Regions from separate parts of the Homo sapiens genome. Here all the other regions are linked to region 3. A link is a loop called in an ENCODE intact Hi-C map of the cell type or tissue named here. Cell type or tissue: PC-3. All regions are shown on one strand.

The links. A loop is a pair of places that touch in the nucleus more often than their neighbours do. Peaks named below come from ENCODE experiments on the same cell type or tissue, not always from the same donor. Only the 100,000 strongest peaks of a DNase experiment are listed, where the experiment ranks them.
Region 1: it touches region 3 in a loop (5-fold over the local background); 3 of 110 quality-filtered maps call a loop at or near these places.
Region 2: it touches region 3 in a loop (5-fold over the local background); 3 of 110 quality-filtered maps call a loop at or near these places.
Region 4: a loop joins it to region 3, with 6 times the contacts of the local background. A loop is called at or near these places in 3 of 110 quality-filtered maps.
Region 5: a loop joins it to region 3, with 6 times the contacts of the local background. A loop is called at or near these places in 4 of 110 quality-filtered maps.
Region 6: it touches region 3 in a loop (4-fold over the local background); 3 of 110 quality-filtered maps call a loop at or near these places.
Region 7: a loop joins it to region 3, with 5 times the contacts of the local background. A loop is called at or near these places in 2 of 110 quality-filtered maps.

The regions. Positions count from the first base shown.
Region 1 is chr10:35,446,218-35,450,217 of GRCh38, reverse strand. The region is part of intron 1 of CCNY (cyclin Y); the gene reads right to left. LOC124902410 (a long non-coding RNA gene) reads left to right here and starts at 3,230. Exons shown (of 2, transcript XR_007062112.1): 1 at 3,230-4,000. RefSeq lists an enhancer at 1,519-2,189. In PC-3, no CTCF peak of the experiment used is centred here; DNase peaks (open chromatin) are centred at 1,937, 2,387 and 3,577; H3K4me3 peaks cover 759 bases; H3K27ac peaks cover 675 bases.
Region 2 is chr10:35,491,834-35,495,833 of GRCh38, reverse strand. All of the region lies in intron 2 of CCNY (cyclin Y), which reads right to left. Among named protein-coding and RNA genes, the nearest start is that of GJD4, 110 kb to the left of the region's middle. RefSeq lists an enhancer at 193-242. In PC-3, no CTCF peak of the experiment used is centred here; DNase peaks (open chromatin) are centred at 2,313 and 2,753; H3K4me3 peaks cover 902 bases; H3K27ac peaks cover 1,393 bases.
Region 3 is chr10:35,544,494-35,548,493 of GRCh38, reverse strand. All of the region lies in intron 7 of CCNY (cyclin Y), which reads right to left. Among named protein-coding and RNA genes, the nearest start is that of GJD4, 59 kb to the left of the region's middle. In PC-3, a CTCF peak has its summit at 1,576; DNase peaks (open chromatin) are centred at 953, 1,433 and 2,063; H3K4me3 peaks cover 1,402 bases; H3K27ac peaks cover 3,284 bases.
Region 4 is chr10:35,370,265-35,374,264 of GRCh38, reverse strand. The region is part of intron 1 of CCNY (cyclin Y); the gene reads right to left. Among named protein-coding and RNA genes, the nearest start is that of CCNY, 36 kb to the right of the region's middle. In PC-3, no CTCF peak of the experiment used is centred here; a DNase peak (open chromatin) is centred at 1,724; H3K4me3 peaks cover 1,305 bases; H3K27ac peaks cover 2,484 bases.
Region 5 is chr10:35,237,815-35,241,814 of GRCh38, reverse strand. It overlaps LINC02634 (long intergenic non-protein coding RNA 2634), which reads left to right. Exons shown (of 3, transcript XR_930819.3): 2 at 3,264-3,388. Among named protein-coding and RNA genes, the nearest start is that of LINC02634, 4.9 kb to the left of the region's middle. In PC-3, CTCF peaks have their summits at 1,423 and 1,638 (motif pointing left); a DNase peak (open chromatin) is centred at 1,634; H3K4me3 peaks cover 240 bases.
Region 6 is chr10:35,419,503-35,423,502 of GRCh38, reverse strand. The region is part of intron 1 of CCNY (cyclin Y); the gene reads right to left. Among named protein-coding and RNA genes, the nearest start is that of CCNY, 85 kb to the right of the region's middle. In PC-3, no CTCF peak of the experiment used is centred here; DNase peaks (open chromatin) are centred at 1,052, 1,792, 2,502 and 3,272; H3K4me3 peaks cover 1,165 bases; H3K27ac peaks cover 3,464 bases.
Region 7 is chr10:35,386,396-35,390,395 of GRCh38, reverse strand. All of the region lies in intron 1 of CCNY (cyclin Y), which reads right to left. Among named protein-coding and RNA genes, the nearest start is that of CCNY, 52 kb to the right of the region's middle. In PC-3, no CTCF peak of the experiment used is centred here; DNase peaks (open chromatin) are centred at 2,405 and 3,445; H3K27ac peaks cover 1,463 bases.

The DNA.
Region 1 (4,000 bases), 98 kb after region 3:
ATCCCAACCCTGTAAATTCTTCCACCCACCAAGACCACAAAGCCCGATTCCACCACCTCTCTGCCACCCCTCCCCCTGCTACATCCTTGCTTTCTTCTCTACCCGACTCAGAGCCACAGCCTTGTAGTCATATTGGCTCCCTGGTGCTCTCACGTGCCACCACGTTCCTCTGCCCTCCAAAGCGCTTTCTGGCAAATCCCAGAGCTGATTAAATCTAACTCCCCATCTCCTCTGCCCCAAGCAGCTGTACACAGCTGGAGGAGATGCAGAATCCTGCTGACTGGTCCCACCGTAAACTCTTGACACCCTACTCAGGTAGGCCCTGAGTGGTGCGAGATAGCATCATTGGAAAGGCCCTTTTTGTCTCTCCCCCAACCTCCAACACTCCCTGGCACTCTCAACTTACTGTCCGTTCAGCTGAGAAGACAGAGGCCAGGAGAAGCACTGCAGCCTTCTTGCCTCCATTGTGCTCACCCTGCCATCTCTGCTCCCTGCACCTCTCTGACCTGTGGTCCCTAAAAAGGTACCTCCCTGGGGCCGGCCCCCCTACTCGGCAATGGATCCCTGCCCCTCCCACCCTCTCTCTCCTGCATCATGCATTTCCCATCAGCACAGGCACGCGTAGTAATTACTCTCATTCCAAAAACCGAACTACAGCTCTCAACCAGCCTCCCCCTCTGCAGCCTTCCCTCTATTTCTTTGCTTCCTGTTCAGCCAGGCTCCTGCGTGCTCCAGTTCCTCCTCCCTGTTCTCTCTGGAACCCTGCCCAGTAGGGCCATTGCTCCCACCCCCAACTCTCCAGCTCTTACCAAGGCCACTGCTAATTCAATGGCCACATCTCAGTCCTTATCTTACTAGAGATGCCCACTTTCTCCTCAAAATGTCTCCCTCGCTGACTGCCGGGACCATCTCTCTCTCTTCACCCCCCTCCCTGCCCCTATCTCTGCCCCTCCTCAGCTCCTTCTCACACACACCTCTGCTGCTTCCTTGTCCCTTCCCTCCTCGCTGCGTGGTGACCTCAGCCACAAGACTGTAATGAATACCCTCAGTATGCCAATGGTTCCCATGCTATTATCTCCAGCACTGACTCCACTGAACTCCCATGCTGCCCGTTCAGCTCCCCTGTTGACTAACATGTAAATCAAAATCAACAGGCTCAAGACCTGTTCCTTCCAGTCTACATCAGTCACTAAGGAGCAACTCCACCCTTCAAGGCCTGCACTCATCCTCCACCCTCGCTATTCCCACCCAATGCAGCCAACCAGCAAATCCCCTGACCTTGCCCCTTGACATGCCTCAGGGTCTAACCCACACTGCACCCCCTGGGGATACTCCATTGTCCATTCTCTCCATAGTTGCCACAGGAATCCTGCCAAAACTGCATTAGGAGCACGTCTGCTCAAACTCCACATTGGCCCCCATTCTAGAGTGCAAAGTACTCACAGTGGCTACAGGACTGGACATGCCCTGCCCCTGCTGCCTCTCTGACCACTCCCCTCCATCCCCCACACTCCCTCTGCCCCTCAAACCCACCAGGCGCATGCCCACTCTGCTGGGAAGGCTCCTTCCCCAAGGAGTCACATGGTTCAGCTCTCATATCCTTCAGGTATCTGAAGGATGTCACCTTACCTAACAGTAACACCATAACATCCCTTTATATAAGCACTGTCCTAATACCTAACACATAGTAGTTACATGGCAGGCACCATTTTAAGAATTTTACACATGCCAATTTATTTAGTACAACTCATATAATAATAATATTACCCTCATGTTACCTATGAGGAAAGAGACATAGAGAAATTAAAGGGCTTGCCAAAGTCACACGGCAAGTAATGGGAATTCGCATTCCAACTCAGGCAGCCTGGCTCCAGAATTTCTGCTACACCGGCCCTACCCATGTCCCCACCCTTAACTTCCTGCTTTGTTTTCTCTCCGGTCTGCTTTGTTCGTGACTGCCCTGGGGCCCCAGATGGTGTCCAACAGAGAGCAGGTACTTGGCCATTACTTGTTGAATGAGTTAAAGAACGATTCAATCACACTGAGCCACCTGTTCCCCTCCAAAGCTGTCATCAATCTGCTGCTGTACAGAAGTCACCAGATCACAATTAAAATGCGAGCCGCTGGTTCCCACAGTGAAGGCGGTCTCCTTCACTGGCTGGAGGATGAGACAGTGACCTGGTGCCAGCTGAGCCAAGGAGCACCAGAACAAGTGGCCTTTCTGATAGCTGAAAACGAATGAGGAGCTACACCATGAACGGCAAAGCACAGCCTCAAACACCTTCATCACGGGAAATGCCAGGGGCAGGCCTACATTTTTTGGTTAAAAGCATATCTTTTGTTTTCCTGCCTGTTATGCCTTTATCAAACTATCTGTGGTTTACAGCCACGTGTTTCAAATTCCAGACCAAGCACAAACATCCGACCTGTGCCAAACAGACTCAGCAAGCCAGAGAACAGAAATCACAGGAAGCCAAGAAACTCCCCAAAGTGTCAGACATGCCCATTATTTCTGGCATTTCATGGCAGAAATGCTACCCTTGGGTTATTACTTATAAATATTTCAAGCTACTGCAATGACACTGCTACTAAACAACACCTCAAACCTCTTGAAATCTTAGAAATTAAGATTGTATTTATATTATTTTAGGGTTTAGCAAGTTTTTCTTAAGAAATGGAAACGTGCAGGTAAAATCAAGAAGTGTGAGAAATGACAGAGATAATGATGATGATGGTCATAATCACCCCACTGTCTCAAGACCACAGTGGTGTTTCCCCATCATCTGCCCCTAAATATAAATAAAAATTGCTCTCTGGCTTACCACGTTATCGCTAGTAAAGCCTCCTGTCTTTTTGAAACATGATTACATTTGAAAGTCCTGCTTACAAAGCCACGTGTTAAACTATGGTTTTTCTAGAATTCAAACTAAACCAGCTTTCTTAGATGGAGTCTCGCTCTGTCACACAGGCTGGAGTGCGGTGGCACGATCTCAGCTCACTGCAAGCTCCGCCTCCCGGGTTCACGCCATTCTCCTGCCTCAGCCTCCTGAGTAGCTGAGACTACAGGCGCCCGCCACCACATCCGGCTAATTTTTTGTACTTTTAGTAGAGACGGGGTTTCACCGTATTAGCCAGGATGGTCTCGATCTCCTGACCTCATGATCCACCCGCCTCAGCCTCCCAAAGTACTGGGATTACAGGCATGAGCCACTGTGCCCAGACCTAAACCACCTTTCTTTAACCTACATGGTAACTATATGTTTTCCAAAATCTGTATAATCAATTTATCTAAAAATTACATTAGAAATTAGGAGACACTAATTTTTAAATCTAGAACTTATCTCGACATGCAATTTTGAAACTGTCAGGAATGAAGAGACAAATTGCTTATTACACTTCCGCTGGAGAACAACGAACAGCCCTGGGATGGTACCCAGAGGGCCATCAGCCCCACAGATCCCACAAGGGGCAAGAGGAGCAACCCAGCACTGTCAGTCTCTGCTCCATCCAGGATCCAGTGAGCCAGTGACAAGGCAGGGTTGGCAACAAGAAGATCATCACTAACCACAAAGACCCTGGCAAAGGGAAGCTGCTCATGAAACACAAACTGGATATGACAGCTTATTACAATTCCTGTCCATGAGTTCATGTCCAAATTCACACTATCCCTGGCAAATCTACACTACCACACTTTTACTAAAAGCAGGGACAGGACAAAGGAACAATTTCTTGCACACAAATGCATTCTGGAGGTCAGTTAATTTAGGACAATTAAGTACTATTTAAATGAAAGAAAATCTATATTTAGTGGGGAAAAAAAACTCCACATTTTTCACTGAGCATGTGTGTCCAGTATCTTCATCAAGGAGAATATTTTAGGCATTTGACATGTAAGTATTTTGAAGAGATTTTTGAACCTCACTGACCTGTTACCTTACTTCTCAGATGATAAAGTATTGTACTGTGGAATCGAACATTTAGTACTATTTTTAAAAGGCTG
Region 2 (4,000 bases), 53 kb after region 3:
GCTGAGCTCCTGCCCTGACAGGGAAGTCGTCATGAACACAAACGGCCAGGACACAAAGTGCACTGTAGCAGGAACATCACCCACACTTTGGAGCCCAGAACAAAGCATCCTGGTGTGGCCATTTCCCCCCAAGGCACACCTCCTGTGCTGCAGGAAGGGAGCTTCCAATTAGACCTCTGGCCTGCTCTGAACTGTCCAGGACCTGCTCTTATTTCGAAATCTGGGCACAGAGGAACGTGACATTCTGTGCATTCAAAGTGAAATCTAAATAAGCAAAGCCAATGAAACAAAAATGAAAAGACATAGAAACATTTCTAAGATGTTGAGGGCACAGCCAGTCATGGAGAGGAGAAAATTCCAGGGAAGAGAATAGGAAGTAGACGAAGGAAGAACATAAGGAGAAAACTATTCAAAGAACAAATATCCACCTAAGCTGCCAACACACTTGAGAGGTTTTCTGTTTCTCACAGAGAATATCTAAGGCCAAAGGATTTCTTCAGAAGCACAGAAACTTCAGCTAAGTGGCATCCATTTAAAACTTTCTGCTAATCAGAAAAGAAATGCATGCTTATTGCAGAAAATTTGGAAAATACAGAGCCATATAAAGAAGAAAATGCAACTGCAAATAAAAATTAAAAGCTTGCTTGGAAAACACAGAGATACATAAAACATACACACACACAGAGTATCCTTATCACCCCTTATCTGAAATGCGTGGGTCCAGAAGTATTGTGGATTTAGGATATTTTTTATCAGATTTTGAAATTCTGCATTATTTGAGCATCCCAAATCCAAAAATGTGAAATCCAAAATGCTCCAATGAGTATTTCCTTTGAACATCAGGTTGGTGCTCAGTAAGTTGCAGATCCATCTTGGAGCATTTCAGATTTCAAATTTTTGAATTTGAGAGGCCCAACCTGTTTAATCCAACAATCCAGAGACAATCACTATTAATATTCTGATGTGTATCCTTTGAGTCTCTTTTGTGCGCATATATACAAAGCAAGCATGATGTGTACTTTTGCATATGAATGTATTTGTATATAAGTATGTGCAAGTATACATGTGCTCATATATGAACATGCCAACAGAAATATGCCCATTTTTCTATTGGTGTGTTAGCATTTTGACTGATTGTATAATAATTCTTTAATACATAAAGGCATTAATCCTTTTTCCTATAGATTGTGATATTTCCATCACTGATGATTTCATTGTTAGATGCATTTGGACATGAGTTTTCATTTTTAGGCAACTTCCTTCATTGCTTCTACAAACTTACATGCCCCTTCCCCATTCTGACACTAAATATTCACGTATACTATTTCTAGATGATTATGATTGTATTTGTTACATTTACTCTACCACTAGTCAATCCATCAGAAATCTATCCTGACACATGGTGGAGGTGACGTTATCATTTTATTTTTTAAGTGAGACTTAAAGTGCTGTGTATTCTAATATAATGAGCTGCTATCAAATGCTGGCTGATATAATTTCAGACCTGGCCTCTTTCTGGTTTGCTTCCAAGGTGTGTTGAAGCAACTCTTTCTTTAAAAAAAAAAAATCTTTATTTTTTTGTAGAAATGGGGGGGGGGGTCTCACTATGCTGTCCAGGCTGGTCTTGAACTCCTGGGCTCAAGCAATCCTCCCCACTCAGCCTCCCAAAATGCTGGGATTACAGGAGTGAGCCACTGTGCCTAACCTGGAAGCAACTCTAAGATGTGGGGGTCCACGATCTATCTTTATCAAGGAAAACACAGAAAAAGATGGGACTGGGCACAGCAGTGCACAGAAGCCACCCTCTACTCTTGTCCTGGTATCCATCCCTTCTCCTCCTGGTCAGGCCCAGTGTTCTGGTGCAAGGTGTCACAGTCAGCACAGAGGAGCTGTCAGCACAGACAAGCTAGAAGATGGCACAGACCCAAGTCAGGGAAGAAACTCAATCCAGCTGAGCAAATGAGAACCTACACTCTAGGGTAAGGATTATATTTACTGAGAACTTGTGTTGTCTTACGTACAGGGCTCGGTGCTTTGATGGATTATGCATTTAGTCCTCCTGACAATCTCACAAAGAGGTACTAACTCCATTTTACAGTGATAAAATTGAGATTGAGGGAAATCATGTGGAAATGGATCATATGCACCAAGATTATGTGGAGAGTGTTGGATCTAAGCCTCCAGTTCAGGCAGTCTGATTCCAGAGGATCGCTATCTTCAGGCAATCATTCCAAGGCATTAACTATTCTTACATGGTGACTGCATCAGATTATCCTGAAATTCAGCTGCCTCCCTAGATGTCACGGGGCAGCCAGCCAAAAACATAAGCCACGTAAGGTAAGCTATAAACATGGTAAGCTATGAAAAGTATTTACAAGGTTATCAGTCTGTGCCAACTGAAGGGGAAATGCAGGTGCTCAGAGTTTTTAAAAAGAGAATTGAAAAGTAAGTTTATGGCTACCAGCAGGCCACAGGTGCTGTCTAACAGTAGGACAAGGCTGTGGTAGACGGGGCATCAAACTCCCCCCAGCCTGGGGGAATTATCCCTGCTAACCTCTATTCTGGATCTGTGCTCACTGAGCAATGTTCTGACTGGGAACAGCGCAGGTCAGGAGAGAGGATATGATAAAAGGTACGGAGAAAACTGACATTCTGGGTCTAAATGATTTCATCTGAGTTTGTACTATATCAGCAGCTTTCTCCACACTGGAAAGCCCAAGGGATGAAATACTGGAGTCAGGTGATGCACCCAAGAAAAGTGAGCCACGGCACCCAAAGAGCGCCTCTGACTTACAGGGCGAGGCCTGGCCAAGAAACCTGATACCTGCCCTCCCCCCCCCATGCACCTCAAGAGAAGACTGCAGAGGGGAGAGGGGAGAGCTGGCCTGAGGGTGGCACGGTCATGCTGAGTTCTGACCCGGAATAGGAAAGCCCAAATACACCACCTGAGCCTAAAAAAACCTACATCCTCCTGTCCCTAAATAATGGATGTGTCGTTTTCTAACAAAGCTAGGGAAGGTAGGAGAAGGTAAAGCTGCAACACAAAACAGAAAGCCACTACTCAGGGAAGACTGCCACCGTGCCACGGCAAGTCTGCCCAGGGTGGGTCATGATGCCCTGCCTTCATTCCTTCATTCCCCTATGCTTGTGAGTTTCTTCTATGTGCTAGCCACTGCAGAGACTGCGGAATGTGAAAGGCACAGTTCCTATCCATGAGCAAGATGCAATCCAGCAGATAAACAGAAAGCTATTTATTTCTATACCACAAAAATAATCACCTCCACACAGAGGAATATGCAAACTGCACTGAACGTAATGCCACTGATTTTCTGATAAACCATTACTCTATGTGTCACTAAGAAAGAAAAAAAAAATGCTGCCAATTAAATTTTGGCAAGTCACTGACTGTGCTGATTTCAGAGGTGTTCCAGCCAAGGAAAGGTGTCTATCACAATCAATGGAATGAAGAGAAACAGGGAAGCATCACCTATGAGGCAGCCATTGGGCCAGCATGGACAGAGGGCAGGTGCTGCGGGCAGAGCATGCCACAGATGATGGCCTCTCAGGCCTGGAGGGGAGGGGACCCACAAGAAGGGTGAAAAGGGCTCTGTGTGTGTGCTGGTGTCTCACTGTTCCAGTGGTGAGGAGACAGACGGTCAGGCAGGGAGGGGCCTAAGAGAAGCTCCACTTGCAGACAGGTGGAAGAAAGGTTTGAGAGAGGACATGATGGAGGCAGGAGACTGGGAAGGGGCTCGCCACAGACTGGGTGAGGAAGGAGGAAACGAGAGTCCAGGCAGGAAGGGGAGGATGGGAGAAATTCAGGGCATATAGGTGCAGCTTAGACACTGACTACAGGACTCTGGGGGTGCCCATTAAGACCCAGACAAGCAATGGGTTTATTCTTAAAAACTAGGTTATGAGGCCGGGCGTGGTCGCTCACACCTGTAATCCCAGCACTTTGGAGGGCCGAGGCGGGTGGGATCACGAGGTCAGGAGATCG
Region 3 (4,000 bases):
AAACCCCGTCTCTACTAAAAATACAAAAATTAGCTGGGCATGGTGTACGCGCCTGTGATCCCAGCTATTTGGGAGGCTGAGGCAGGAGAACTGCTTGAACCCGGGAGGCGGAGGCTGCAGTGAGCCAAGATCGTGAAACTGCACTCCAGCCTGGGTGACACAGCGAGATTCCGTCTCATAAAATATATATATATATATATACATAAATATATATATTTATATTTATGTATATATATATTTGTCCTTATTTTCTTAACATTTTCTTTTCTCTGGCTTACTTCATTGTAAGAATACAGTATAGCATACATATAACACGAAAAATAAATAATAATCAAATGTTTATGTTACAGGTAAGGCTTTCAGTCAACAGTAGGCTATTAAGTTTTGGGGGGTCAAAAGTTACATGTGGATTTTCAACTGTGCAGGGTTCCATGCCTCTAACCCTGGAGTTGTTCATGGGTCAAGTGGAGTAACATGTTTCAAATCCCAAAGGCAAATAGCCAATAAGCTGTAGTAAGAGGTTCTAAGTATACTGATAATAAAATGGAAAACCATTACAGGGAAAGACCACCTTGACCTTCCCAAATTAGTTGGGTGACCCTCTGCTTGCTCCCAATGCTGCATTTATCTCAGTAGTGTAAGGGCCTCTTCCCTGGATAGGAAGCCTGGATAAACCCTCATCTCATCCCCAGTATGTGCAGCATCTAGCCCAGGGGCCGGCAGAGCGTGCTCCCTGAATGCATCATGGGCATATGGGGTCCTGCAGGGACGACAAGGGACCGCATCCACACAGGGCTCCGGCAGGCTCTTGAAAGAGCTATGAAAGGGCAGATTTCCAGCCCAAAGGAAGTCAGCGGGACTACATACGAGTGATTCGCTAGTAAAACGACCACAAATAATGGCATTCAGGAAAGAGAACTGCATCGACAAGGTGTAGTGAATTAAGGGAAACTGAGTCCTTGGCTTGTGAGACAGGTGCAGTGGTGAACAACAAAGTTCAGAGGAGGCAGCTATGGGCACACGGGAAGCCAAAGAGACCTTCAAATAAGGCCCAGGAAGTCATGAAGCACGGCATTGTAACTGCACTGGAAAGGCCTTTGTGGGGGTTTCCAAGGGTCCTTCACTCAACAATAGCATTTGAGTGTGACAACTGTTGGTGGAAAAAAGAAAGTCACTCAAGAGAGCTGAATAACCTTATCAATTTTTGGAGATTTTCATTTTTAACGGCATTTATTATATTAAGTTTGAACAGAAAGAATAAGCTAATGTTTTAGATCATAATTGTCCTCTGTGTGAACATCGTAACTCTTCAGATAAAGATCTAGGTGAGGCTCAGTGGAATTCTAGCTGGCACTGATCTTAGGGCCCCAGGCTGCGTATTTTACAAAGGCTGATGACAAATCCTCTTACTCTCCAACAAAGAGACAACCAGAAAATGTGCAATACCACTGTGCTGAGAGCAGAAAACAGGGACTGGGCCTAAGTAAACCTCCAGATCATTAAAGCAGCAGAAAAAGAAGACTGTGACTCAATCTTCACCCAGATCCCAGAGATTCCACTCCTTTACAGACATGAGGCGCTGCAACCTCCCAAGCTCTCCGCAGAGGTCAGTGCTCACTGGCTCAATACAAAAAGCTGACTATGTTTTCTTCTGACTTTTAACTTACCTTAGTTGATGAATATTAATAACTATATTAGTAATATTTAAGAGAATACTTAATGTTTGGGAAAAAAACAAACAGTCATGAACCAGGTGTGATATTCCATTACGGCTAACTGAAGCAATCAGACAACACAATACATCCTGTAACAGAGGGAAAGCAGTTGCTATATTGGGAGATAAGGCATTCATGGTAAGCTAGACTTAAAAATATGTAATTTAGCAAAACTTGCCAATAAAACTATAGTCAAGGGTCAGCTGCAACTTCTTTAGTAAACTCCCACTTGGATATTTTAACTCTCTGCCAAGTAAAATAATACACGGTTGATTTTTCTAAACAATATCCCACGACCATTGCTAACAGGTCACTCTTACTCAGTTAAGTTTTCAGATTTAATTCATGAGAATGACTATCCTAAGAAGTCTCTCTGGAAACCACAGGTTAATGAGCAACTATGGAGCTACAAAGAGGCATCAGCTGACTGCACATCACAAAGCTGTTCAGAGGCATTTGGAGGGGATAAAACTTGTGGAATTGAGGATATATGCAAATGAGATCCCAATGATGCTGAAATTATTCCAATCCAATTTTAAAGAGTAATACTAGGCCGGTTAATTGTCTGAATCTGTACCAGATATAATTTCTTTCTGGACTTTAAATCTGCCGTCTTTCAGCTGTTTGGTTTGGATGATTAGAGCATGTTCCAATACGGCTGAGGTTGAAATCATACGGGTGAAGACTGTGAAGTGAGTTGGTAGCTTCACTCCATTCTCAATTACACCCTAATTCCAGAGTGCTGTCTCATAAACATACTATTTTGAGGGAATGGGGGTAGCTACCTAAACTCCCTGTATTCAGCAATGCTCCATAAATTATCACTTTTATGGCCAACAAAAATAATTTAAAAAAGTAATTATTATTTTCTGTTTATAAAATTTCTGCCAGTTTCACATTTGGATTCTTTTTTGTACCTGATGCTGGAAGATTTTCCAATAGCCTGGAATACACATTTATATTATTAATATAGGTTAATAAATTAATATAAAGTATAATCTTTACCCTAAACTACAGCAATAACCTCCTTGCTGGTATCCCTGGAGAGATCTTAATACAAATCTTACACGATTCTGTTGGTATCCTGTGGATATGGGTTACAGTGTGTCCCCTCTTCCAAAATGCATATGTTGAAGTCCTAACCCCAAGTGCCTCAGAATAAGGCCTTATTTGGAGACAAGGCCTTTACAGATGTAGTGGAGTTAAAACGAGGTCATTAGGGCAGGACCTAACACAATATGATTGGGGCCCTTACATAAAGGGGAAACTTGGAGACAGACATGCACACAGGAGAACGCTGCGTGAGCATGAGGCTGGGCACCCACACATTGTAATACGTCAGAGAGAGGCCTGGAGCAGAACCTTCCCTCACAGCCCTTGGAACTAACCCGGCCAGTGCCTTGATTTCGGACTTCTGGCCTCCAGGACTGGGAGACAATGAAGTTCTGGTGTTGAAGCCACCCAGTGTGCAGTACATTGTTCTGGCAGCCCCAGGGAATTAACAGAATATCTGTCTAAAGACCTTGACGGCTCCCTCCCACCTGAAGCAAAGCTGGCAATCCACAGTCCGGGAGTAGCTCACAGACAGGTTTCGTTTGGCTTGGAGATTTCTTTTAAAAATCTCAGCTAACAACAGGGAACGTTCAAAAATAAGTCTGGGTTTCTTTGAACACTGGAAGGCCCCAGCCCCTCATTTCTACATGGCAAGGATTAGTCATGTTGTGATTTTCAAATGTTACTGAGTGTACATGCGTGCACACACATGAACACATGCTTGCTTAGCATTTGCCATCAGTAACAACCCCCTCTGCCCTCTAAAAGGAGGCCTTTGCAGCCCAGGAAATGATCCTGATCATCTACCTAAAAATGTATATAAGCAGAAGAGAAAGAACAAAACAGCACAGTGTGCAGCAAAGAGTGAACACAGCAAGCCTGAGACTGCCATGCTCAGAACAGGCTGCTTCTGGGGCTGACCTCAGTTGGCATTTGAAGAGTGTCCATTTCAGGAGGGCTCCTAGCATTCCCAGGACAGGTAAGAGCAGCTCACTATGCACACAAGGTGTACAAACAAGGTGGTTTATGCTGAGCCTGCTTTCCTTCTGGGACTCTGGAATTTTGATATGTGCTAAACAGAGGATGTCTGCGTAACCAACACTCAACACAAACCTTGGGTGCTGTCTCTAATGGGCTTTGCTGGTGGACAACATCTTGGAAGTATAGTCATACGTCATTTAACAATGGGTACATTCTGAAAAATGCTTCATTAGGCAATTCAATCCTTGTGG
Region 4 (4,000 bases), 170 kb after region 3:
ACCCCATGGTATCATTCCATCTCTGGCTAAACTATATAATATGTACACTTCACACAACTGCTGCACTAAAACTTCTAGGCCTCACCATTTGTTCTACAAAGGAAAGGGCCAAAAATATAAATCATTCAATATGTCCAGAGTTCTGTGGGCAAAAACAATGCAAAGGGGCTTTAATTGGGAAAACGCTGTAAGCTGCACCTCTTGCTATAAATGTTATGAACACCTTATTATGTGTCATTTCCAACCAGTTCCCAATTTTCAAAAAACTGTACAAAATGATACTTCCTTCTATGCAATTAACATGAAAAAAGTTATTTGTATGGGGCACTTGAGAAAACAAGTTAATACAGCTGATCTTTGAACAACTCAGGGGTTAGGAGAAACAACCCCTTCATGGAGTTGAAAATCTGTGTGTAACTTTTGACTCCCCAAAAACTTAACTAATAGCCTCCTGTTGACTGCAACCCTTACCTATAACACAATTAATACATATTTTGTATATGTATATACTATATTCATACAACAAAGTAAGCTACTGAAAAGAAACTGCTATTAAGAAAAATCATAAGGAAGGGAAAATAGATTTACTATTCATTAAGTGAAAGTGGATCATTATAAAGGTCTTCATCCTAGGCATCCACAGGTTGAAGGAAGATGAGGAAGAAGAGGGGTTGGTTTTGCTGTCTGCAGGGGAGCAGAGGCATAAGAAAATCCATGTATAAGTGGACCCAGTTATAAGAGGTATGCCGTTCCTCTTTACTATATATATAGACCCATGTTAGAAATACAAAGTAAAGTACACCATCCTTGCCCTCAACATAAGTGGGGTGGGAGGTGAGCACACTCCTCCACCACTCACCATCCATCCAGGTGCTCAACCCAACACTGCTGGGTGGCAAGGAATCCATTGCTGACAGCTGCAGCATGGTCTACTAAGCACCTACAATGGAGTCAGCCTAGGTCAAATGCTTTACAGGCTTTGTCTCATTTATTCTCCTAACAGCCCTAAGAAGTAGGTTTCATTATCCCCACTCTGTAAATTAATTAAATGAATAGAGAGACAGGATGCAATCACCCAAAACCGCACCAGGAAGAAGCAGGGCCAGGATTCAAACTCAAGACTGCCTGACTCAGGCTTGTCTTCTGATACTTCATTAAGTTTTCTTACTACATTTTATTACATTTAAAATTATCCCTGGATTTTAAAATCCTTTCAGTTTACAATCTAGCAGAGGAAATAAGAGCATGAATAAAAATAACCACAACTGGCCAGGCATGGTGCCTCATGCCTATAATCCCAGCACTTTGGGAGGCTGAGGCAGGTGGATAACCTGAAGTCAGGAGTTTGAGACCAGCCTGGCCAACATGGTGAAGCCCTGTCTCTAAAAAATACAAAAATTAGCCAGGTGTGGTGGCAGGCGCCTGTAACGCCAGCTGCTCGGGAGGCTGAGGCAGGAGAATGGCTTGAACCCAGGAGGTGGAGGTTGCAGTGAGCTGAGATCGCGCCATTGTACTCTAGCCTGGGCAACAAGAGTGAAACTCCGTCTCAAAATAAATAAACAACTGTAAGCAGTAGCTCTCTATGAAATGGGATACACAGTTAACTGACACAGAACAGACACAAAAGAGGAAGGTGGGGCAGGAAGGGCTGATGCCCAGCAAAAGTACAAGCCAGAGTGAGCAAAGGCACGTAATCAGGAAACAATGTAGGGAGTGCTCAGAGAATGACAAGTGGAATAGAGAGTCTGAGAGGGCCAAGAGTGAGAGAAAGGCCAGAGCTGGCTGAGCCACACTTCATGCATGACCTCCGCACACCCTGGAAGGCCCGAGGCTGATCCCAGGGACTCAGAGTGAATCGTCTAAGGATTCACAGGACTAAGACCACAGAAGACTGACTTTTGGAAGAGTAATCTTTGCAGAAACAATTCAGGCTGGCCCATGCGCACTGCTAACGCATTAAATTCCTCTCCCAATCGACAGAAAAAAATGAAGCCACCTGAATGCAGCCACTCCTCCTTGCTGTCCCCTCCTCTCCTTCCTCACTGTCAGGGTGAATGGGAACCCTGGAGTTCCCCCATCCTTTCCCTCCTCCAGAGTGACTCCTTTCATTATTTTGAATCTCTCCCTCTAACCTGGGCTTCATCCTCTGAGCCTTCAAAGCACATATGCATCTGCCAGTTGCAGGAAAATGTAAATATAAAACACAGTACCTGCCTTTTCACACCCCAGTCTCACACAGGAGTGGTCTGCCCTTGTTGCTGCATCCTTTATAACCTTGAACATCAGTAATTCAGCTTCTGTTCCCATTGAAATCTTTCAGAAACACACCAAACTGCCATCAATCACTCATGCAATCACTCATGCAATGAAACTTGCTCAGTCTTCATGGACTTGCTTAAGAACTCAGAATTGCTGATCATCCTCTTCATCTTGAAGTTCTTTCCTCCTCTGACTTCTGTGGCTGCTTCTCCCGGTTCCTGCCCTAGCTCTGACCACCCTTCTTGGTTTTCGCTTCTCCCCGTGCCTCACAGACACAAGTGCCACATGGCCCAGGGCCTCCACCCTGTGCCCCAGCTTCCCATGCCATGGGAACAGTTACAGCATCTCTACTGTGCCCCAGTCCTCCTCCCAAGCTGAGGCCTCACGTTAAAACTGTAGGGAGGATGAAAGCACCTGTCACAAACAGCCAGACTTGGTTGGGAAGGTCAGTATGAGACATTAAGAAAGGCAGGTGGAGGTGAGATCATGGAGAACCTCACATACAAGGGAAGGTCAGTGAAGGTCACTGAGAAGGAAAGTGACTTGTTCAAAGGAGTGTGGATGGACAACTAGCCTGGAAGGATTGTGAAAGATGGACCTAAAAGCAAAGAGATAAAGGCAAGGAAGACAACTAATCCAGGCTCAGTAAATCAAGGCAGGAACTAGTGTGGCCACAATTGAAATAGAAAGGAAGGAGAGGTCTCTTGAGAGTCCAAGTTAAATAACAAAGAAGTATCAGCTGATACAATGTCCAGGTCACCTCTCATCCGTCAGCCACTACACAGGTATCACGTTGCTTCTGTATCCCAGCACTGGGCTGGGCGGTGGTACTACCAACATGATCCATATAGTCCCTGCTTTGAAGGGACATACAGGCTACGTGGAGAAGTCAAGAAAAGAAATCCAGCCCTCTTAAAACCATTTCAAAGAACAGCAAGTAAAATAACCTAACAGACAATCAATAATGAACAAGTTTTAAGAGTTTTAACCTGGCCAGGTGCAGTGGCTCACGCCTCTAATCCTAGCACTTTGAGAGGCCGAGGCGGACGGATCACTGGGTCAGGAGATCGAGACCATCCTGGCTAACATGGTGAAACCCTGTCTCTACTAAAAATACACAAAATTAGCCGGGCGTGGTGGCAGGTGCCTGTAGTCTCAGCTACTCGGGAGGCTGAGGCAGGAGAATGGCATGAACCCAGGAGGCGGAGCTTGTAGTGAGCCAAGATGGCCCCACTGCACTCCAGCCTGGGCGAAAGTGCGAGACTCCATCTCAAAAAAAAATAAAATAAAATAGTTTTATCCAAGATCAGATAGTTAACCAAAGGAAGAAAAGTGTTGTAATAGGGAAATATAAGGCACTTCACACTACCTGGCCAGTCTCTGGAATAACTGCACACAATAAAAACAGAGCCAGAGAAGATTCCTAGTCATTATCATCCAAGGTCTATAGTTAGCTAAATTTATAATGACAATGTTCAATTTAGGCTTCATACTTAGCCTGTTTCCAGGCACAGAGCAAGTATACATAAACACCAAAAGAATATGGATGAGGAACGGCCGGGCGCGGTGGCTCACGCCTGTAATCCCAACACTCTGGGAGGCCGAAGCAGGCGGATCACAAGGTCAGGAGATCAAGACCATCCTGGCTAACACGGTGAAACCCCGTCTCTACTAAAAATACAAAAAATTAGCCGGGCGTGGTGGCAGGCACCTGTAGTCCCAGCTACTCGGGAGGCTGAGG
Region 5 (4,000 bases), 310 kb after region 3:
GGAGGCCAAGGCCGGTGGATCACCTGAGGTCAGAAGTTCAAGACCAGCCTGGCCAACATAGTGAAACCCCATCTCTACTAAAAATACAAAAAATTAGCCAGGTGTGGTGGCGCACACCTGTAGTCCCAGCTACTCAGGAGGCTGAGGCACAAGATCGTGCCACTGCACTCCAGCCTGGGAGACAGAGTGAGACTCTGTCAAAGAAAAAAAAAAAGGCAAAGAGAAAGAGTAAATGTTCAATTTTTGCAGTCTAGTCTTTGCTTTTGAAATTTTCTGAGACCACAGACTTGCAAAATAGGCTTTTGAAGAGATAGGGTTTTCTAAATTCCAAGTGTTCCCTCTTTATTTGAATTAAATAATTCATTAAAATTATTATTTTTTAAATGAAACAGGGTCTTTGTCACCCAGGCTGGGGTGCAGTGGTGCATAGTTCACTGCAGCCTCCAACTCTTGGGCTCAAGTGATCCTCCTGCCTCAGCCTCCTGAGTAGTTGGGACTACCAGCATGAAACACCATGCCCAGCTAATGTGTTTTTTGTAGAGATGTTGCACAGCCTGGCATTGAACTTGTGGCCTCAAGGATCCTCCTGCCTTGGCCTCCCAAAATGCTGGGACTACGGGTATGAGCCACCACACTCGGCCCCAAATGCTGTCTTTTTTTTTTTTTTTTTTTTTTTTTTTTTTTGAGATGGACTGTCACTCTCTTGCCCAGGCTGGAGTATGGTGGCATGATCTCGGCTCACTGCAACCTCTGTCTCCCAGGTTCAAGCAATTCTCTTGCCTCAGCCTCCTGAGTAGCTGAGATTAAAGGTGCGCACCATCACGCCCGGCTAATTTTTGTATTTTTACTGGAGACGGGGTTTCATCATGTTGACCAAGCTGGTCTCGAACTCCTGGCCTCAAGTGATCTGCCCACCTCTGCCACCCAAAGTGCTAGGATTACAGGTGTGAGCCACCGTGCCCGGCCTCTCCCTCTTTATATTTTGAGACAAACCTGGCTGGGTCATAGATTGTTATAATGGCATCATTTTGTTGTTGTTGTTGTTGTTTGAGACGGAGTCTTGCTCTGTCGCCAGGCTAGAGTGCAGTGGCAAAAACTCGGCTCACTGTAACCTTCGCCTCCCTAGTTAAAGCAATTCTCCTGCCTCAGCCTCCTGAGTAACTGGGACTACAGGCGCCCACCACCACACCCGGCTAATTTTTTTTGTATTTTTTTTAGTAGAGACGGGGTTTCACCATGTTAGCCAGGATGGTCTCAATCTCCTGACCTCGTGATCCGCCCGCCTCAGCCTCCCAAAGTGCTGGGATTACAGGCGTGAGCCACCGCGCCCGGTCATGTCTACGAAAAATACTAAAAGTCACTACTAAAAACAGAAGAAATTAGCCAGGGGTGGTGGTGCGAGCTTGTAATCCCAGCTACTCTGGAGGCTCAGGCAGAAGAATCGCTTGAACCCGGGAGGTGGAGGTTGCAGTGAGCCGAGATCGCGCCATTGCACTCCAGCCTGGGCGACAGAGCAAGACTCCATCAAAAAAAAAAAAAAAAAAAAAGAAAAGGAAAAAGAGAGAAATTCTCTGGATTTAGGATGTCATTTCGGTTTCTTTATCAATTTGGCTCCCTCTAGAGGTCAGTTAGCAAATTTTAGTCAGCGCGACTTAAACACCTTGGCCCTCTTAAAACAGTAATTTCTCCTAGGAAGGTTTTGGAGAAAATGATTGAAATTGATTAATAGAGTCTATTTTTTAGCAAACATTATATTTAATTTTTTTGTTTAAAATTACTAAGGCTGCCAGATTTAGCAAATAAAAATACAGGACACCCAGTAATATTTACAGTTCAGATTTAAAAATTAATTTTTTAACCTAAGAATGTCCCAAATACATTAATCCAGCAACTCTGTATATCTGTATATAGAGACATACACTATATATACAGTGTTTTACTCCTCATTTGTTAAGTGAGGATTCTGAGGATCAAAACATCCAACTCCAGCCTCTCATTTTCCCAACATTCCCATGGCTTGTTCTTGTTATTTCATTCTAAGTTTTCTTCTAAGTTCTCAAAAGAAATCAGATCATAGGTCTGGTCAGATAACTTGATTTTAAGCTCCAAAGGACCTGAGATATTGAAGGAAACCAAAATATTTCACCCCAAAATATCCTTTGTTGACATATTTTGAGATAGCTCTTCAGAGAGCTAAGCAGCCCTGCAAAGCTGTCTTTTGCGTTGAGCTTTTTGCATCTGTAGAGCAAATCTGCATCCCTGCAGCCAGGCTTTCTGAGGTCCTCCCTGGTCCAGATCTAGGAAAGATGAACTGAGAGTCTGACATCTCTCAAGATCTGAAAGGAATATTTCCCACCTCTTCTCTCTGAGGGCTGCTACCCGTGAGGTTTCAGCTGCATAACAAGACCACCTTTGCTAGCCAGGCGTCCTTTTCTCTCCCATCCATAATCTGTCTTGCCACTGTCACCTGACTTACCACCATAAACTTTTTGGGGCCATGCTCGGAGCCCCCATTTTTTCTGTAATCTCAAAATGGTAGAGGCTGGGTGTGGTGGCTCACGCCTGTAATCCCAGCACTTTGGGAGGCCGAGGCGGGCGGATCACAAGGTCAGGAGATCGAGACCATCCTGGCTAACACAGTGAAACCCTGTCTCTACTAAAAAAAATACAAAAAATTAGCAGGGCGTGGTGGCAGGTGCCTGTAGTCCCAGCTACTTGGGAGGCTGAGGCAGGAGAATGGCATGAACTTGGGAGGCGGAGTTTGCAGTGAGCCGAGATCCTGCCACTGCACTCCAGCCTGGGCAACAGAGCGAGACTCCGTCTCAAAAAAAAAAGGTAGAAAAGTCTGGGCCTGGTGGCTCACACCTGTAATCCCAACACTTTGGGAGGCCCAGGTGGGTGGATCACTTGAGGTCAGGAGTTCAAGACCAGCCTGGCCAACATGGCCAAACCCCATATCTACTAAAAATCCAAAAAATTAGCCGGGTGTGGTGGTGGGGTATTCCCAGCTACTCTGGAGGCTGAGGCATGAGAATCACTTGAACCTGGGAGGTGGAGGTTTCAGTGAGCCGAGATGGCACCACTGCACTCTAGCCTGGGCAACAGAGCGAGACTCTGTCTCAAAAAAAAAAAAAAAAAAGGCAGAAAAGCTTCTGTGCTTCACTGGGAAGCTGGGGTGATCGTTCTGTGATTTTCCCCTATGCATGTTAATAGATTTGCAAGCTTTGTCTCTTAATAATCTGCCTTTGTCTGTTGATGTTCAGCAAACCTTTGGGAAGGTTTCCCTTGGCCCCTACAGTGTTGGCGTCACAGACAGGATCCTAAAGCTGCTCTACTTTTCTGGAAGCCACAGTCCAGGGAACCCAGGACCTGACAAAGCATCAGAAGGGTAAGAAATTCCTACCAGCCAGGCTTCCGGCCTCTCTCCGTGAAATCCGGTCAAGCAGACAGCAGAAATCACTGTTTGTCTCTTTTCCCTTGCCTAAAATCTTGATTAATTGGAGAAAAGGATTTGTGTGACTAGTCTTGGGTTACGTAGCGATTCTGGTATATTTTTAGGCATGAATATTGGTATTGTCTGATCCTTTTTCTCTCAGTCTTTTCCCTTGTATTTTGGTATTGATCTGTCATAAAGAGGGGTGCCCTAGGGTAGAACATGGATCTAGAACCCCCAGAAGCCCACTGTGCCAGCTGGCTCTGCAGTTTTTTTGTTGTTGTCATTGTTTTTTTTTAGATAGAGTCTCGCTCTGTCACCCAGGCTGGGGTGCAGTGGTGTGATCTCAGCCCACTGCAACCTCCGCTTCCCAGGTTCAAGCGATTCTCTTGCATCAGCCTCCTGAGTAGCTGGAATTACAGGCACGCGCCACTGCGCCCGGCCAATGAGTCCTATTTATAAGGTGCTTTTGTTGTCTCAACCCCTGCTGCCTGGTTAGTCCTGGGAAAGTCCAATCCCAGGAGAGCCTGCCTCGTGTCACAGATTAATAGGTGTATGACTGGTGGC
Region 6 (4,000 bases), 120 kb after region 3:
CTTTCAGCAGAATTTTTTTTTTTTTTTGAGACAGGGTCTCCCTCTGTCACTCAGGCTGGAGTGCATTGGTATAATCATGATTCACTGTAGCCTCAACCTCCCTGGGCTCAGGTAATCCGCGGACCTCAGCCTCCCAAGTAGTTGAGAATACAGGTGCGCGTCACCATGCCCAGCTGATTTTTGCATGTTTTGTAGAGACGGGGTTTTGCCACATTGCCCAGCCTGGTCTCGAACACCTAGGCTCAAGCAATCCAACTGCCTCGGCCTCCTGAAGTGTTGACATTACAGGTGTGAGCTACCACACCTGGCCGAAAATTTTTAAATAAATGAAAAAAGACTCTATAAAAAAAAGTGGAAATGAATTAAAGGCAAACATCACACAGACTAAACACCACCAAAGGACAACTAGTCATTTTACTTTAGGAGACTGGGGAGGTGGAGAGTTCAGCATACAAAACACTAGAAATAGATTCACAAATCAAGTGATTTTTCAGTGCTATTAACTAAAGCAGTAACTGTGGTTGATTCAGTACCATCTAACAAAATGTAAAGTCAGTTACAAAGACTGCACTTAAATAAAAGCAAATACTATGTTATTGTGCTCTTAGAGAAAAATTTTATAAAGGCCTTTTACTAGCTAGACAATTAAATGAGTCCATGTTTTTTAGCAATAAAACAAAAAAATCATGAAGGATAAACAGACATCCTAACACGTAACTAATGCTAAAAAGATTTCATTTAAATGGCACAATTCTCTCTATTCCTTTAACTCTTAAATGACAAAAAAATAAGCAAATATAAATAAATAAATCTCTAATGGAATGCTGATTAAGAGACCTCTCTTCTTGGCCTAATCAATTATAAACCAGAATTAACTGACTAAATGTAAACATAAAACAACATATCTTGAAAGTCTATAACAGCTTTCAACTTTTTAAATTACAAGCACAATAACTGCCATTTTCTGATTGCCTTTATGTGTCAAGTACCTTGCTACTTACTCACATTTAATCTTCTCAAATGCCCACGAGTCAGCTCATACTACAAGACAGGGAAACGCAGGTCAGAGAGGTTACAGAGCTTAGACAAGGCCACACAATCAGTCATGCACTGCAGCCAGGAGCTCGGATCTAATGCTAAGTCCAATGCTTTTTTCAAAACACAACTGCCTATATAGAATTGTAGCTGAATATCATATGAAAAAGCTAACTCATCCCGGGATCAAGGAGGCCACATAGAAGATTCCAGACAGCTGAGGTGCCACGAGCCAGCAAGAATATAGAATAATGTTTTATTGACGACTGTAGGTTTTAAATTTAAATTTTAAAAAAATTTTAAAAGAATAGAAAGGTGTAAAATTAGATGGAAAAATGAGTCAAAAATATTTATAGAATACAAAATAAGTCAAAAAAATGTTTTAAAAAGAATATAGAATAGCATTTAAGAGTGCAGGCTCAGGAGCCAGCTTTTCTGACTTCAACCCTGACTCCTCCACTTGGCACCCTGATGACTGTGGGGCAGTGACTTTCTCTGTGCTTCAGTTTCCCCTCTGCAAAATGGAGATGAGTATCCACCTAAGATTGTTACGGAGACTGAATTAAAATTCACCCAACACTGAGAACCATATCTGGCCCACAGAAATTACTGTATTTATATTTACTGTCAAGAGAAACCTCTGAAGAGAAAGCAGAATGACTAGATTCAGATCTAACAGGCCTGGATATAAGAGCAAGGGCAGAAAACAGGAAAGTAAGTGAAAACAAGCAGGATGAGCTGTAGGGAACGGCATCCTGGAGGAAAACAAGTGACTCAGCTCAAGAAAATGGGAGTCCATCACAGACTCCAGTCAGCAGGGCCAGCTAGAAGAGCACCAGGCAACACGGACAAAAGCCAGAGAGGCATGAAACTGTCCCTGACAAAAGCCACCCGACGCTTCTAAATACCAAATGAAGGCAAAATAAAATTACTTGGTCTTAAATTGGAGGTGAGAAAATGAAGGCAGACCAGCAAGCTCTGTGTTCCCTGGGTCGGGGGTTCTAGAATAACAGAAACAGAGCACCTGCCCAGGACTGGAAGGCACTGATCCAGTGAACCCGCGTCAAGCTGACCATCAGGAGACTGGAGTTAGGATCCACATAGTTAGAGAGAGAGTGGTGCCAAGCACCCATGATAAACCGTGCCTCTGAACTTCCTGCAGCACAGAGACGGGAGCTCATGTGGAAGAGAAGGTAACAAAAGGGCCCTGAAACCAGGAATGAATTTAACAAAGAAATTCCCTCTCCTTTTACACTTGGCCTAGAAAGGTGATCCAGGAACAACACCTGAGTGGGCTTCTCCAGAAGCGGCCTGTCCAACCCGTGTGGCCGTCCTCAGCCAGGTCCTTTGAACCTCGTCCTACACCCAAAATCCCACCCCAAAGCAGAGCCGGCACTGGCATAGGTGCACACAGCCTGACTTCAAACAGGCCTATCCACTGGGCTGGCTGTGTGACTAACAAATAAATGTTAAGTACGCAAATTTACACTTGGCCATGACTTGCTCAAAATTGGCTTAAAATGCTGCAGGGTATGATTCTGAATCAGTAAACAACAATACATTTTTCACTTCAGTCAGCCAAACACAGAGTTCAAATAAGATTTTGAAATTAGAATTCAGACTCATTGCCATTTAGGCTGTGAATTAACAGTTAAAAATTAGTCTCCGTTCACATTCAGCTTAGGTTTGATGAGCAAAACTGCCAAAAGAAAGCATCTGTTTTTGCGGTTTGAAAACATATTTGCTTTAAAAAAGTTTACTTCATATTCAGTCCCTACTTTTTAGGTGAGAGTCTGATTTTGTTTTCCAGTGAGATTCTGGTGTGAGATTGCGACTTCCTCATGAATTGGTCATTGGGAACTGGGTAAGGTGATCCTAGATCCCACAGTGCACTCTCCAGAATCCCCATCAGGTGCTGAGTTGCTGAGTTGCACAAACATGTTCATCTCAAACTGAAGATATGCAGAAAGAGTAGTTGCAAAGTCACTGAAAAGCTACCTGTGCCAAATCAGAGACCCCAAAATATCACAGCAGCTTCACATTTTCATGAGAAACAAGAGGGCACAAGTGAGAGAGAGCCAGGAAAACCCAGGTGGGCCTGGTTTCTAGGGCTCGCTGCTTTTAGGGCCACTGGGGTCGGATCCCACTCCACCTCCACTGCTCACCAAAGCAAACAACATCAACTTTACCAAATATTCCTCTTGCTACAGAGCAAGACATGATTCATTCAGTATCACTATATCCTCCCACACACAAACAAAGGATGCACCATGATCCAGATTTCTTTAGGAAATTAGCAGCTTAATGAAAACTTCTTGAACTTATATACATGATGATTCTTCCACTATTTTATCTGTAAAAGATAGTCACAGGAAAAATCAGGCAAGCACAGACATAGGACCTAAATTAAGAACAATAGAAAATTAAGAACAGGAGTCAGCAAAACTTTTCATGTAGAGAAAAAACTAGATAAGAAAGAAACCATCTGCAGGACCAAAGGGCACCATTTATTTTGAACTGTACTAAAAAAAAAAAAAAAAAAAATTACAGCCATATCTATTTCTTCTTTTAATTATAAAGTTTGCCTAGAAATTAGTAATCTGTCAGCCTATTTCCTAATTTCAGCAGTCACAATGCTGTATGAATGACCTAAAAGTATCAAAACCTAAAGTATTATATACCACACACACACACATAAATGCACACATATATTTACGTAAACGTATATAAAGAGAGACATGAGATAAAGCAGTTAAAATCAATCTGTAGGACTAATTGAGTTGTATATCAAATGAGTTGATATGCAACTAAAATGAGCTGTATATCTAATGGGGTTTAGTTTTGAATTATCTCCAAATTAGCTATCCAATAACTTCCTCAGACCGATAACTTATCACCTTAAAAATCCTCCAGATTGCTAAAAAAAAAAAAAAAGGAACGGTCTAATGCAACCCAGTCCTTCCCT
Region 7 (4,000 bases), 160 kb after region 3:
TTTTAAAACCACCTGAATGTGTGCCAATCTTGCAAAAGAACATGGGTTTCCTCAGCAGCCTGATCCTGGGATGGAAATACCGTCTGCTGGCACACCAGGCATCCTGGGCAACTATTTTGGGGTGTTTTGCCATCCTAGGTTTGCTTCCTACTAATTAATCATTGCAAGGCATTTAGACAAGGTCAAAACTAATTGACAAGAATTTATCTATATTCAGCCACAAGTGCATGGGATAAAGCAAGATCAAATTATGCTACTGTGCTTATTTAATTTGTATGCCATATTTTGTACAAACATAATCTGATAGTTCTCACATTTTGAAAGTATAATCCTTAAAAGCGAGCCAATGAATGCCTGGTAGGAGATCTTCCTCATTTTCCATTTACTAAACACTGAGCTGATTTATGACTAAGTGATACTCTGTTTAGCAGAGAGCAGTCTTCAGATAGATAGGAAATAATTCACTTTGTTCATTTTGTTCTATGCTCATGACCAATATCAGACGATGCCTTTATGAGAGAAGGCAACAATAACACATTCTTATTGCATACCCAAGTTTTCTTCCAAGCATGAAGAATTGAACTTGGCATTTCACAGTTTTATGGAAGTCAACATAAAAGGGTTTTTGAGTTCTCACTACTTTAAGAGTCACAATTCTCAGCCGGGTGTGATGGCTCATGCTTGTAATCCCAGCACCTTGGGAGGCCAAGGTGGGCGGATCACAAGGTCAGGGGTTCAAGACCAGCCTTGCCGACACAGTAAAACCCATCTCTACTAAAAATACAAAAATTAGCTGGGCATGGTGGCAGGCGCCTGTAATCCCAGCTACTTGGGAGGCTGAGGCAAAAGAACTGCTTGAACCCGGGAGGCAGAGGTTGCAGCAAGCCGAGATCATACCACTGCACTCCAGCCTGGCAACAGAGCTAGACTCCGTCTCAAAAAAAAAAAAAAAAAAAGCACAGTTTTCTATTTCTTAGTTTGTTCATAAGTAAAATCAGGGAGTTGAAAGAGTTCCCTTTAGCTCAGCAAACACTTACTAAGCACCATATATGTACACCAGGGGCTGTGGTAATGCCAGGATTCAAAGATGAAACGAACAGTGCCTGACCTTGAGAAGTCTGTAAAATGTAGTAGACTACAGTAGTAGTAGCAGTAGTAGTAGTAGCAGCAATAAAATATATATAAACAGACAACTTCTAATATAATCTGATATAGATGAGGGTTCTAAGGAAACACAGAAAGAGAGCCTGTCCTAGGCAGAATAACGTCCCCAAAGATGTCCTCGTCCTAATCCCTGGAACCTGCAATCTTACATGGCAAAGGGGAATTAAGGTTGCAGATGGAATTAAAGTTGTTAATCCACTGACTATAAAACAGATGTTCCTGGTATTATCTGGGTGAGCCTAAAGCAATCTCCTTAAAAGTGGAAGAAGAAGGCAGAAGAGACAGGGATGTGCTGACAGAAGTACACTCCAGACATGGTAGGCCACTGACTTTGGAAACAGGAGGGGGCCATGAGCCAAGGAACGCAGGCAACCTCTAGACACTGGAAAAGGCAAGGAAACAGATTCTCCCTGAGAGCCTCCAGAGGACCTCAGCACTGCCAGCCCTTTGATTTTAGCCTAGTGATACCCAGGTCAGACTTCTAAACTAGAGAAGTATAAGATAATGCATTTGTATTGTTTTAAGCCAGAAAGTGCATAGCAATTTGTTGTGGCAGCAGCAGAAAATGAACACAGAGCCTTTCTGTTGGAAAATGCAATTATTTATATGTCAAAAGAGAAAACGCAATTATTTATATGTCAAAAGAGAATACTCATTCCATCAGCCACACCCAACAAGGAGAGGAAGCTCATTAAACCTAAAGCTGGGTGCAAAAATGCAAATGTTGAGTGGTATATAGCCATCATGTGACACTAAGTTTCCAGCCTGCTCCCAGAACATCTTTCATAGACTCACCAGTCAACAGAGCTGTGATGTGGAAGACAAACTACTTGCCAATACAAGGCCATTAACTATTCATACAGAAACTGCAGTGCCACCTAGTACTTCTGTGCCACATATATAAGTGTTCATCTGGGCCTTCTGAGATGTCTGCTCTCAGACAATCTATTTTGTTTCAGCCTTTGTCAGCCAACACTCTACAAATATAGCCTACCTATATACTCTACAAATACACTCTCCAAATACAAATGGAGCACAACATTTAAATGTGATACCAGGAAAGGCTGCAGAAGACAGCCCACCCCTGGCCTGGGGCCAGAGCATCTCCTTCTCTAGAATTGCTCTCCAGGAGTCAAATATAGCCCCACAGTTACCTGTCAGGCCACATTCTGAAATGCTAAAGGAACATGAAAACACACAAAGGGGCTGCTTCCTCCTGGACACTGGCCCAGCATTTGTTCACTTACTTGAGATGACTCAACTAAGTCATCTCAAGTAAGTGAACGTGCACAAAGGCAGAAGAACTAAGGCCAGAGGGGAAGGGCCATACCTAATTTGGCTATTTTCAGGAAAGCTGTGCTTCAGTATGGAATCCTACAGCTGTGTTCAGAATCCACCAAAGATCTGTGACTTTAAATATTCTTACGTGGATCTTGGCAGTGAGTTCACTCAGGAAGAAGATGCTTAATTCTACATGCTATACATTAACTACTAAATGTATTTACACAAAACCCAAACATTTATCTTGCTTTATAAAATACACTTAGAAAACTCCACACAGTAAGTTTTTAAATAATAAGCAAACTGTATGTGCATGAGCACTTTTCAGAACACATGCACACCTGCACTCCCCTCCTCCCTTTTGTGGATTCCTTTCCTTTCTTTACCCACCTCTTCTTGGCATTATCCCCTGGCATCCTCCCTTGTTTATCTGATCAATCGACAGTTTGGAAGCCATTCTTCCCACCATCCTTCTCCCACATCTGCCCCACATACAACATGGAGCAGGCAGTCTCATGGCGGCCCAGAGCTCACTACTGTCCAGCTGTAGAGCAGCCTCCTCTGCATTTCTATCCAGAAGGGGCAGAACCCTGAAGCCTCAGAACCACCATCATCACCAGGCATTCTTATGGGAGCTCCCGCAACCCCTCAGCAAGCTACATGGGGAAGGAACTCAGCATCCTGAGGAGGAAAAGGACTATCTCACTGGCAGTAACTTTTTTAAAGCAATCAATCATAAGTTTTGGTGTTTTCCTTTGTTCATAAGTTAATCAAAGAGGAATGGGAGATTTTTTCCTGTGTATTTTTTAAGTCAGTCTCATTTCTCTCCCATAAAAGTTCAGAATAGATTCACCTCTAGAATAAAAGGACAGTGGAATTCCTCTCAGTAGTGTAGTATGTTGGCAGCTCAGGGGGAGCATAAAATGGTACTAGCTATGTTTTGGCCCAACAGCAGGAAATCACTGAAGGCCTGCTGGTGTTCACTGAAGAATGTGAACGTGCACAAAGGCAGCACTGCATTTGGGCCACTGCCAGCTTTTCACTCCCAACGCTTTCAGAGAATTGCACCATCCCCCACCCCTCCATAAAAACCAAACAACAAACAAAAAAACAGGTTTTACTAAAGACCTTCATTATTAAAAATCAATGAAGGAATCTTGACATATCTAAGAATGCATTTTCCACACATAATCAATCCTACAAAAGTAACAATATACTGTAAATGCCTCATTTGAAGATTAGTTCCCAGAAAACCTCCAAGTTTCCTTCAACTCGGTCAATATTGGAAGGCCGTACACTGCAAGATGAGCTCACACAAGTCACCACCATGTGGACTCCCGAGTCCATTTAAGTCATCAGTTTAGGGAAACCTGCATTCTCATATTGTAAAAGCCAATAATAAAGTATAGTATTTTTATAATGGAAACTGACATAATGGGATACTGCTTATATACAATAAACTTTAAAGCTCCAAACAACAAATACTCCCTTAGACTCAGTCACTACTAAAGAACAATCAAGTCTAACTTTGGATATCAGAGGCCCCTTCCTCACC